Linked DNA regions of Homo sapiens: region 1 is linked to region 2. The links are chromatin contacts, found by Hi-C or POLR2A ChIA-PET in ENCODE. All regions are on one chromosome and are shown on one strand. Each heading gives the region's core, a stretch centred on a gene start or an enhancer-like site at or near the end of the contact. The rest is flanking DNA. Distances are from core to core; before and after follow the strand shown.

What was found. Hi-C counts contacts between places; a loop is a spot of excess contacts on that map. ChIA-PET counts read pairs that join two places held with the same protein, here RNA polymerase II (POLR2A). Pooled maps may share reads with other maps.
Region 1: a map of endothelial cell of umbilical vein shows a loop between it and region 2 (2.2-fold over the local background). The contact joins two enhancer-like sites. A Hi-C loop is called at or near these places in 5 of 168 maps with a recorded cell type or tissue (MCF 10A, PC-3, endothelial cell of hepatic sinusoid and 2 more) and 4 of 50 pooled maps. POLR2A ChIA-PET finds 5 or more read pairs at or near these places in 2 of 52 experiments (AG04449 and MCF 10A).

What each region holds. Positions count from the first base shown.
Region 1 is chr16:53,864,287-53,869,501 of GRCh38, forward strand. All of the region lies in intron 4 of FTO (FTO alpha-ketoglutarate dependent dioxygenase), which reads left to right. Among named protein-coding and RNA genes, the nearest start is that of FTO, 160 kb to the left of the region's middle. Within about 2 kb of position 1,270, at least 5 of the 41 ENCODE cell types and tissues checked have a DNase peak (open chromatin) inside an H3K27ac peak, as active enhancers do; they include endothelial cell of umbilical vein and mammary epithelial cell, where a contact is called at or near this core.
Region 2 is chr16:53,820,213-53,825,529 of GRCh38, forward strand. The region is part of intron 2 of FTO (FTO alpha-ketoglutarate dependent dioxygenase); the gene reads left to right. Among named protein-coding and RNA genes, the nearest start is that of FTO, 120 kb to the left of the region's middle. Within about 2 kb of position 1,924, at least 6 of the 41 ENCODE cell types and tissues checked have a DNase peak (open chromatin) inside an H3K27ac peak, as active enhancers do; they include endothelial cell of umbilical vein and mammary epithelial cell, where a contact is called at or near this core.

The DNA of each region.
Region 1 (5,215 bases), core at 20-2,519, 43 kb after region 2:
AGAAATTTGGGTGAAATGGCCCTGGTAATGTACGTGACAGCAAACCCAAGGAAGTAAGGGCTGGGGTAAATTTAGGGTGACCAACTGTCCTTTTCGAAAAGTCTGTGGGCAAGGGGATCTCAGGATGCAGGACTTTCAGTATTAAAACCAGGAAAGTCGTGAACATGAATTGGTTACCCTAGCATAAATTATAGCATTGCTTCTGTGGTCTTTTATATATGAAATGAGATTTCATGCTACAGTGAATGTCCAGAGCTCTCTTCTCCACTGCCAGGGCACGCAGCATTCAGCCAGCAAAGAGTGAGAGCGTCTTTTCTTTTTGTGTGTGTGTTGTCACATCATCTACAAACTCTTACTCCAGTTGGATACAGTGTCAGTCAAGTTTCAGCTGTATTCTGAGATAGCTGTGGTAAATAGACATTCTTTAATTTATTTTTTCTAAAAATTATTAGGAATAATCTTTTAAAGCTGGGAGGGTCTTAAGTATATCCTTTGAGATGCACAATCCATGAAGCTTGTGTCGCTTTTATAGATGGAGTTTTCGATAAATTAGAAGCTCTTAAATGAAAATTACAAGTTTCTTTTTTTAAAGTCATAAAGGATTAGATACAGTTGGAAGCAATTTCAAAAGAATTGTTTGATTAGAGAGTTGCCAAGGATTTAAATGAAGGTGGAAGCCTCAAAGTATACCTTCTAGTGTTGTGTTTGCCATTTGGCCTGAGTCACTAGGTGACTCAGTGTTCCCCTCAGTGGAACAAAAGCACTTAACAAACCTACTCATTAAGGTGGTGATTTTTCCCCTAATTATGACTGTGGGTCCCAGTATTAATAGCATAGGAGTAATAAGGCTTTTATTTGGGTAGATGAGACTGGCATTTATGTATTTCCTAGACATTGTCCCAGTCTTTTATGGGAATTTATCCTGGGAAGCCCCCTTCAAACTCCACTTTTTATTATTTTGCTTGACTCTGAAACCTCCTTTAGGCAACATAGTCAGGATCAACCAAAACTGCTCAGGAATGTCCTCAGAGATGGCAAACGGGAAGAGAGAATGGCCACTTAGCCTTCCTCATTAGGCCTTACAGCCACACTTCTGCTTTTTATCCTCTATATTGTTGTGTTTATATTTGGATTTAAAACTCCAAATGTATCACTGATGTTTTCATCCTCACCTCTAATTGCATTTTGTAGTTATTATTTTGCAATGTCCTAAGGTTTTGTGACTTATTCACCTTCAGTCAGTTGTTGCTGTGAAAACCCCAAGAGTTGTTCTTGAGTTTATTTTTTCCTGACTTGACTCATCCAGTTCATTAGCATGTCCTATTGTCTTTTCCTAGAACATTCTGAATCTGTTGTCTGCTTATCGTCTCCTCCCCTGTCTCTGTAGTTCAAGTCACTGTTAACTCCTGCATGACTTACTGCAACAGCTTCCTGACTGGCCTTCTGCTGCCATTCTTGTTTCCCCTTTAGTTCTTCCTCTTTCCTATGAAACTGCCAGTCAGATTAGATTATTGATTCTTTTGAATTTGCTACACAGACAATAATATAATCTGTGAACAAACATACTCTAATTGTTTCCTTCTCTATTTGTATACCTTTTGTTTTCTTTTCCTGTCTTACTGTGTCAGCCAGGTCTTCCAATATGATACTGAAAAGGAATGTTGAGAGGAGACATCCTTGTCTTTTTCTTACTCTGAGCAGAAAAGTTTCTAGTTTCATACCGCTAAGTATGATATTTGCTGCAGGTTTCCTTACACATTCTTTATATGTTGAGGAAGTTCTTCTCTATTTCTAGTTTACTGAGAATTTTTTATCATGAATGGGTATCACATTTTGTCAAATGTTTTTCTGTACCTATTGGTATGATCATATTTTTTTTCTTTGTAGCTTGTTGGTGTGATAGATTATATTAGTTGATTTTTGTATGTTGAATCAGTTTTTTATACCTGTGATAAATCTCACTTGGTCGTGGTGTAATTCTTTTTATACATTGTTACATTCAATTTGCTAATATTTTGATGTGGATTTTTGCATCTATGCTTATGAGAGAATACTGGTCTTTAGTTTTCCTTTTTGTAAGGTCTGTCTGGGCAATGCTGGCCGCAAAGAATGAGTTTGGAAGTATTCCCTGTGTTACCTTCTAGTAAAGAATGTTAAGAATTAGTATAATTTCTTCCTTAAATGTTTGGTAGAACTCAACAGTGAACATATTTGGGCCTGGCGCTTTGGAAACATGTTAATTATTGATTCAATTTCTTTAATAGAGATAGGCCTATTCATATTATTCATTTCTTCTTGTAAGAGTTTTGGCAGATTTTATTTCTCAAGGAATTGGTTCATTTTTTATAGGTTTTCAGATTTTTGGGTAAATAACTATTGACATCATTTTAAAATTATCCTTTTAATGTCCATGGGATCTGTAGTGATGTCATCTCTTTCATTTCTGACATTAGTAATATGTTTCTTGTCTCTTTTTTCTTAGTCTGCCTAGAGGTTTATCAATTTTATTGATCTTTTAAAAGAACCAACTTTTGCTTTCATTAAGTTTCTTTATTAGTTTTCTGTTTTTTATCTCATCGAGGTGCATTAACTTTTATTGTTTCTTTTCTTCTGCTTTGGATTAATTTGTTCTTTTTCTTTAATTTCACAAAGTAGAAGCTTAGCTTATTGATTTTAGATCTTTCTTCTTCTAATATAAGCAGAATGCTATATTAATGCTATACATTTGTGGCATTTAATGCTATAAATTCTCCTCTAAGCAGTGCTAATGTTGCTTCCAACAAATTTTGGTAAGTTGTGTTTTCACTTTCATTTAGTTCCTTTTTTTTAAGATTTTTTTGACCCACAGATTATTAGAAGTATATTGTTCTATCTCCAAGTATTTGGGAATTTTCCAACTATCTTTCTGTTATTATTTTCTAGTTTAATTCCATTCTGGACTGAGGTCAAATATTTTTTAAAAAAATGTTTCAGACAAATAAAAATTCAGGGAATTTGTTGCTAGTAGACGTGTATTGCAGGAAATTTGTCAGAAGAAGAATGATATAGATCAGAAACTCAGATCTACATAAAGAAAGGAAGAGATTTTGAGATGGAATAAGTGAAGGTAAAATAAAAACCATTATTTTTCTTACCCTTAATTGATAGAAGAGATAACAATTTATTCACAATAATAACAACAATGTATTCAATTATGTACGCCACATATGTGTGTGTGTGTGTGTGTGTGTGTGTGTGTGTGTTTGTGTGTACCTATGTATGCTTATTTGTAAGTGAAAGTAATGATAACATTCTCTTAAATTTGGTAATACGTGTTTTATCGCCCAGAATGTGGTCTGTTTTGGGGAATGCTCCATGTGAGCTTGATACTAGTGTGTATTCTGCTGTTGTTGAATGAAATAGTCTATGTATGTCAGTTATATTCAATTGACTGATGGTATTGCTCAGTTCAACTATGTCCTTAATGATTTTCTGCCTGCTGTATCTGTCGTTTTCTGATAGAGGGATGTTGACATCTCCAGTTATAGTAGTGGATTTGTCTGTTTTTCCTTGCAGTTCTATCAGTTTTTGCCTTATACATTTTGATGCTCTACTATTAGGTGCATACTGTTATATCTTCTGGGAGAATTTACCACTTTATCATTATGTACTACCCCTTTTTCTCTGTGATAATTTATCTTTGCTCTGAAATCTGCTCTGTCTGAAATTAATATAGGCACTCCAGCTTTCTTTAGATTAATGTTAGCATAGTATATCTGTCTTCTTTGTTTCTTTAAGTTTAATCTGTGTGTTTCTTTGTATTTGAATTGAGTTTCTTGTAGATAGCATATGCCTTGTTTTTTATCTATTCTGATAATCTCTTATTTTTTAATGTGTGTATTTAGACCATGGGCATTTAAAGTGATTATTGATACACTTGGATTAATATCTACCATATTTGTTAATGTTTTCTATATTTTGTCTTGTTTTTTCCCCTGTTTTTGTCTTCCACTCTTTTTCTGCTTTTATAGTTTTGAGTATTTCATGATTTCATTTCATCTCCTTTCTTAGCATATCAATTACATATGTATTTTTTTACTTTTTAAGTAGTGACCTAGAGGTTGCAGTATACATTTACAGCTGTTCCAAGTCCACTTTCAAATAACACTATACTGTTACACAGATAGTGCAAGTACAGTAAAATAAAATATTCCTAATTTTTTTCTCTCATCTCTTATACTCATTGCTATCATTAATTTCACTTACAAATAAGCATAGATAGGCACACATACATATATATATATGTGGCATACATAATTGAATACATTGTTGTTATTATTGTGAATAAATTGTTATCTCTTCTATCAATTAAGGGTAAGAAAAATAATGGTTTTTATTTTACCTTCACTTATTCCTTCTCAAAGTCTCTTCCTTTCTTTATGCAGATCTGAGTTTCTGATCTATATCATTTTTCTTCTGACAAATTTCTTGCAATACAAGTCTACTAGCAACAAATTCCCTGAATTTTTATTTGTCTGAAACATTTTTTTAAAAAATCCTTTCTTTCTTTCTTTTTGTTTTTTTGAGACAGAGTTTCACTCTGTCTCCCAGGCTGGAGTGCAGTGGCGTGATCTTGGCTCACTGCAACCTCCGCCTCCCGGGTTCAAGCGATTTTCCTGCTTCAGCTTCCCAAGTAGCTGGGATTACAGGTGTGTGCCACTGCGCCCACCTGATTTTTGTATTTTTAGTATAGACAGGGTTTTACCATGTTGGTCAGGCTGGTCTTGAACTACTGACCTCAAGCGATTCACCTGCCTTGGTCTCCCAAAGTGCTTGGATTACAGACATGAGCCACCACACCTGGTCTGTTTCTCCTTTACTTTTAAAGGGTAGTTTTGTAGGATCCACAATTCTAGGTTGCTGTTTTTTTTTCCTCTCAACACCTTAAGTATTTCACTTCACTTTTGTATTGCTTGCCTCGTTTCTGAGGAAACGTCAGATAGCTTTTTTTTTGCTCCGTTATAGATAAGCTGTTTTTTCCTTCTGGCTTTTTCAATATTCTTTATCTTTGACTTTCTGCAGTTTGAATATAATATGCCTAAGTGTAGGTTTTTTTCCTGAGCTTCCCGAGTCTCTAGTTTGGTGTCTAACATTAATTTAAGAATATTCTTAGTTATTATTGCTTCTAATTTTCTTCTGTTCCTTTCCCTCTTTCTTCGCCTTCTGTTATTCCATT
Region 2 (5,317 bases), core at 674-3,173:
TGGCCAGGTTGGTCTCGAGCTCCTGACATCAGATGATCCAGCTGCCTCGGCCTCCCAAAGTGCTGGGATTACAGGTGTAAGCCACCGCTCCAGGCCACTAGTACTATCTTCTTTTAGGAGCTTGTGATCTTACAGGACAGATTATTAAACTAATAATAGTTTAAATAAATATAGTTACAAATAGATAAGTGCTACAAAAGAGAAGTAAAGCGTGGGGAGTGATAACAGAGGGCACCTATTTGAGGGTGGAGATTCAGGAAAGGTTTCCTTTTTTTTTTTATTATACTTTAAGTTTTAGGGTACATGTGCACATTGTGCAGGTTAGTTACATATGTATACATGTGCCATGCTGGTGCGCTGCACCCACTAACTCATCATCTAGCTTTAGGTATATCTCCTGATGCTATCCCTCCCCCTCCCCCCACCCCACAACAGTCCCCAGAGTGTAATATTCCCCTTCCTGTGTCCATGTGATCTCATTGTTCAATTCCCACCTATGAGTGAGAATATGCGGTGTTTGGTTTTTTGTTCTTGCGATAGTTTACTGAGAATGATGATTTCCAGTTTCATCCATGTCCAGGAAAGGTTTCTATAAGAAAATGACCCAGGGATGGGAAGGACCATCCAGGTGTGGAGTTGGGGGAGGAGCCTGGGGGAAGTATTTAAGAGCTGGACACTTGAGGACTGCAGGAATAGAAGCACATATGGTCAGAGAGAAAGGGGACATGATCTGAGTGGGAAAAAAATGGAATATTTTCCCATGCCATTATTTTCTTTTTATGCTGTTTTTTATGTCAAGGTATTTACAGATGATATTTATGTGGTTATATGTTTTTCCTGGTCTATAGGGTTATAATTTCCCCATATTAAATATATCTTATGCAGTGTTGAGACCCAGTGTATGTTGAATAAGGGCAGCAGAATTTTAATGGGGGGTGGGCAGGCGTTTGTGCATATGAGTGCATTATTTTCAGTATTCCTTTCTTAGTCCCAGAGGGGAGTGTGTTCAGAAACAGAGTTCTTGGGAATTACCATACTTTTCTTTATTGTTTTATACTAAGGACCATTCAGAGAGTACTGGAGGTGTTAAGACAGTGTGAAGAAATTACCTTCTTCATCACTTCTTCATCATTGCTTTGAGTATACTGGGGCCTCAGGGACTTGCTAAGAAAGTAACCAGTATAGTGATAGAATTAGAGTTGCTGCTCATGGCTTCAGAATATTTGGTCTCTGCTTACAGGATTGCATTGCTTTCTTCATAAGCTATGTAAATAGAAAGTACGATATCACTGTTTCTGTTTTCCAATGGGGATAACTAAAATATGGAAACTCAATCCTTAATGGATCCCTGACAATCTCAATGACAATCCATAGTGGTATGCCACATGACTCTTCTCTTTGTCACTTTCAATTCATGGTCAACACCTCAGATAGGCATTTTGAGAAGCAGGGCAGTCCTACCACACTTACCTAGTAAAGTCATTTTTTCACATTCAGACTTGACTCATTCATTTTTCTTCTGCATACTTCCTCCCACTTTCTGCATGTCTTCTATAATATCTCCTGCACTCTGCCTCATTCAGAACAGGCTAGATTATGCTATAGTAACTGATAACTCTCAAATCTCAGTGGCTCCACACAATAATATTTCTTGTCCATTTTATGTATCATTTGTGGGTTGGCACAGAGTCACTACCCATTAAAGTAGCTCAGAGATCCAAGCAGCCACCAGCTGGTTGCTGTGGCAGAGGGGTGCAGAGTATGCTGGAGGGTCTTGCAGTGACAATGACATGTTCCAGGCTGGAAGGGATGGCCATCATTTTTCACTGGACAGAAGTAATCCCATGTTTCATCCATCCTGAGGGGACCAGGAAGTGTAATTTTACACTGGGCCCAAAAAGCTGGGTGGCAGAGGAGGAATCCAGAACTATTTGGCAAACAGCTCTAATGACCAGCATACATTCTTAGCTAGTGATTCACCTTAACTTCATTGAGAAAGTCAGAGCATTCTCTAACTACCACCCCTCCAAAAGAAACCCTAGAACGTACTCATCTGCCTACTATTATTACATTTATCATCCTATCTGAATTCATACCTTCTTTTTCCTTCTAGCCTATTCCAATATAAGAAGTATCTTCTCTCCTATCCACATATTTTTGATCACATACTCTTATCAGTAGATAAGCACATACAGTGACATCCTAGAAAGTGTTTAACAAGTGGCCTGTAGGGGGAAAGAACCAGCCTTGATTTTTAGTGTTTTTTGATTTCCGCAGTGTAAATACTCTCACTGTGGACAGTTTCAAGCCACCGTCACGGTGTTACTGAATGTGCAGTTGGAAAGAGATGCACACAGTGGGCTCTCATGAGCCAGTGTGGACTGACTCCAGCACACCACCAGTAGTGTGCTGGTGGTAGTACTCATGTACTCGTGTCTGTTTTATAATAATATTCATATTAAACCTATTTGTGTGTATATGTGTGTGTGTATATATATATATGCATACATATTTTAATAATGCTTGAGTTCTTTCATTTTATATTAAAAATAAAGCAGTTCTACCTCTCCCCTGTGCCCCACCACTCTTCCAGATGGCCTTACAAAGCCTTGCATACCTGACTTGGGGGCTACTGCTCTAGACACTCAAGGTCTCGACTTCTTTGGTTATTCACTCTCTCTGCATCGTCAGCCTCTTTCTCTTGTATCATTCTCATGAGTGTACTGAGAAACTCTGGTGTTCTCTAGCGTCTTCCATCATTAGAGATTGTCCCTTAGTCTAGCCTTCTTCTTTATCAAAAGCTCCATTTTTCTACTCCCCTTCATAGCAGAACCATTCAGAGACATCTCTACATGCCATCTCACTTCCTCCTCTTTCATTCCATCTTCGCCTACTCCAATCTGACTTTCACCCCCAGCACTCTACTGAGATTGCTCGTGTCATTGCCATCAGTGATTTTCATGCTGCCAAATCTACTGGATCATCTGTCTTCATCTCACTTGGCCTCTCAGTGTCAGGTGACATAGTTGAGTACCCCGCCCTTCTAGAAATGCTCTCCTCTTTTAGCTTCTGCAATAATACACTCTGCTGGTTCTCCTTTGTTGAGGCTTCTGCTGCGACTCAGGAAATAGCTTTGGTCTCCTTTTGATATTTGTACTGTTTCCCTAGGTGATCTCATTCATTTCTAGGCCTTTAAAACCAAGCTGTGTGCTGATCACTCCCACATTGCGTTCCTCTGCCCTGCTTTCTCTTCTGAGCTCCAGATGTGTACATCCAATTCCCCTCCCCCCGCCCACCATATTTTCACCTGGAGGTTTCATAGGTATCTTCAAGGCTGCAGCTCTACAGTGAACTCTTCATTTCCCCCTTTTCTTCTTTCTACTATTTCTCTTTTGCCTCAGTTTTCCTTATTTCACAGAATAGTAAATTGTTTATTTAGTTGTTAAATCCAGAAATCTGGAATGTATTCTTAACTTCTATCCTGAGCAACAGGGAGAAACCCCGTCTCTACTAAAAATACAAAATTAGCCAGGTGTGGTGGCGCATGCCTGTAATCTCAGCTACTCGGGCGGCTGAGGCAGGAGAATCACTTGAACCCAGGAGTGGAGGTTGCAGTGAGCCAAGATCATGCCATTGCACTCTAGCCTGGGCAACAAGAGCGAAACGCCATCTCAAAAAAACCCAAAAAACCCCAAAAGACTTATATCTTTTTTTATCCCTTACATCTAATTCATAAGCACATCCTTTAGTTCTACCTACAACGTATGTATTTCATCTGTCCACTTATCTTTGTCTCTATTTTAGTCCAGACCATCACTTTTCTTCCAGATGATTGTAATAGCACATTCCACGCTCACATGTGCCTCTTTCCAATCTGTGCCTGATATTATAACTAAGAGCGATTGTATAAGATGTAAATCAAGTTATTTTTCTCCCTTCTACATCCTCCAGTGCATCTAGAGTTAGCTTCAGATTCCTTACCACGACCTCTAGGGCTATGTGTGATCTGGCCTCCGCCTTCCTCTGCCTCCTCGTAGCATGCCACTCTGTCTTTGGCTCTTGTGCTCTAGTAAAACAAGCCTTTTTTTGTCCCTAGAATAGGTTGGTCTTTTTCCTGAGTGCCTTTGGCTTCTCTGGTCTGTCTTTCTGGGAAGCACTTTCTCTGGCTTGTCATATTTCTGGTGCCTTCTTTTCCTGAAGATCTCAGCTTAAATCCCGTCTCCTTAGAGAATTCTTCCTGTTCTAATAAGATTTCCTGCTGGTTTGTTTCTGTCTTAGTACTTAACACAATTTGGGGTTGCTTTTCTTTATTTATTTACTTGATTTGGTAGAAAGCTTTGTGAGAACAGGGACCTTGTTTCCATCTGGTGGTAGGTGCTCAATAAACAGATGCTGCATGAAAAAAAAAACGTTTGGAAGAATACTGGTCTTGCCCTGCCTATCATGTGAATGGTAATTACTAAATGAAGACAGAGAAGGAAGGTATCTTAACAATGGTGGGCAACACAATACAGGGAGGACAGGTTAATGTGTTGATCATGTCTGACTCTTTCTTTAAGACAGCCTAAAACTAGGGAGGAACAAATCAGATCAAACGTTACAGAGGTAAATGTAAAATCCTGTGATTTGGTTACAAATAAATCAGTTGCATTTTACAGAATCAGGAAACTCCAGTCTGACACCGATTCACATGCCAAGTCCTAAGGAAAGTGGTAGCCGAAAAGCTAATGCAGCCCTAACCTACATTAATCATTCCATGTATTTCTGTATTAGGGAAGGGAATTGACCAATATTACTCTCCTCCAGTGACACCAGTAGAATTATTAGAATTTTGTAGAATTACAATGTAATAATACCTCATTCATCCATGCACAAATCCATTTATTCATTCCTTTACCATTTACTGAGTAAATTCTGGGCACTCATATTATAGTCATGAGCAAAATTGCCATGGCTTTTGTGTTCATGGAACTTAATGTCTAACTCCTGAAGAGAAGTGAGTTCTCTTTTTGTGAAAGTGTTAAGCAGAAACCAGTTTGTCATTTATTGAGACAATGCATTCTCATGGTTAAGAACTCGTGCCCTGGAAGCCAGGGGTTGGTGTCCAGGGGCTTTAAATTCCAGCTCCAGTATTTGCCAGCTGTGTGACTTTGGGCAAATTAATGTCTTTGGTCAGATTAATGTCTCTGTGTTTCAGTGGTCTCATCTATAAACTGGAGATAATAATACTATGCCTAGAGTTAAAATGAGCTAATGCACACAAGTAACTTACAACAGTACCTGGTACGTAGTAAGCACTTAATAAATATTTTAGATA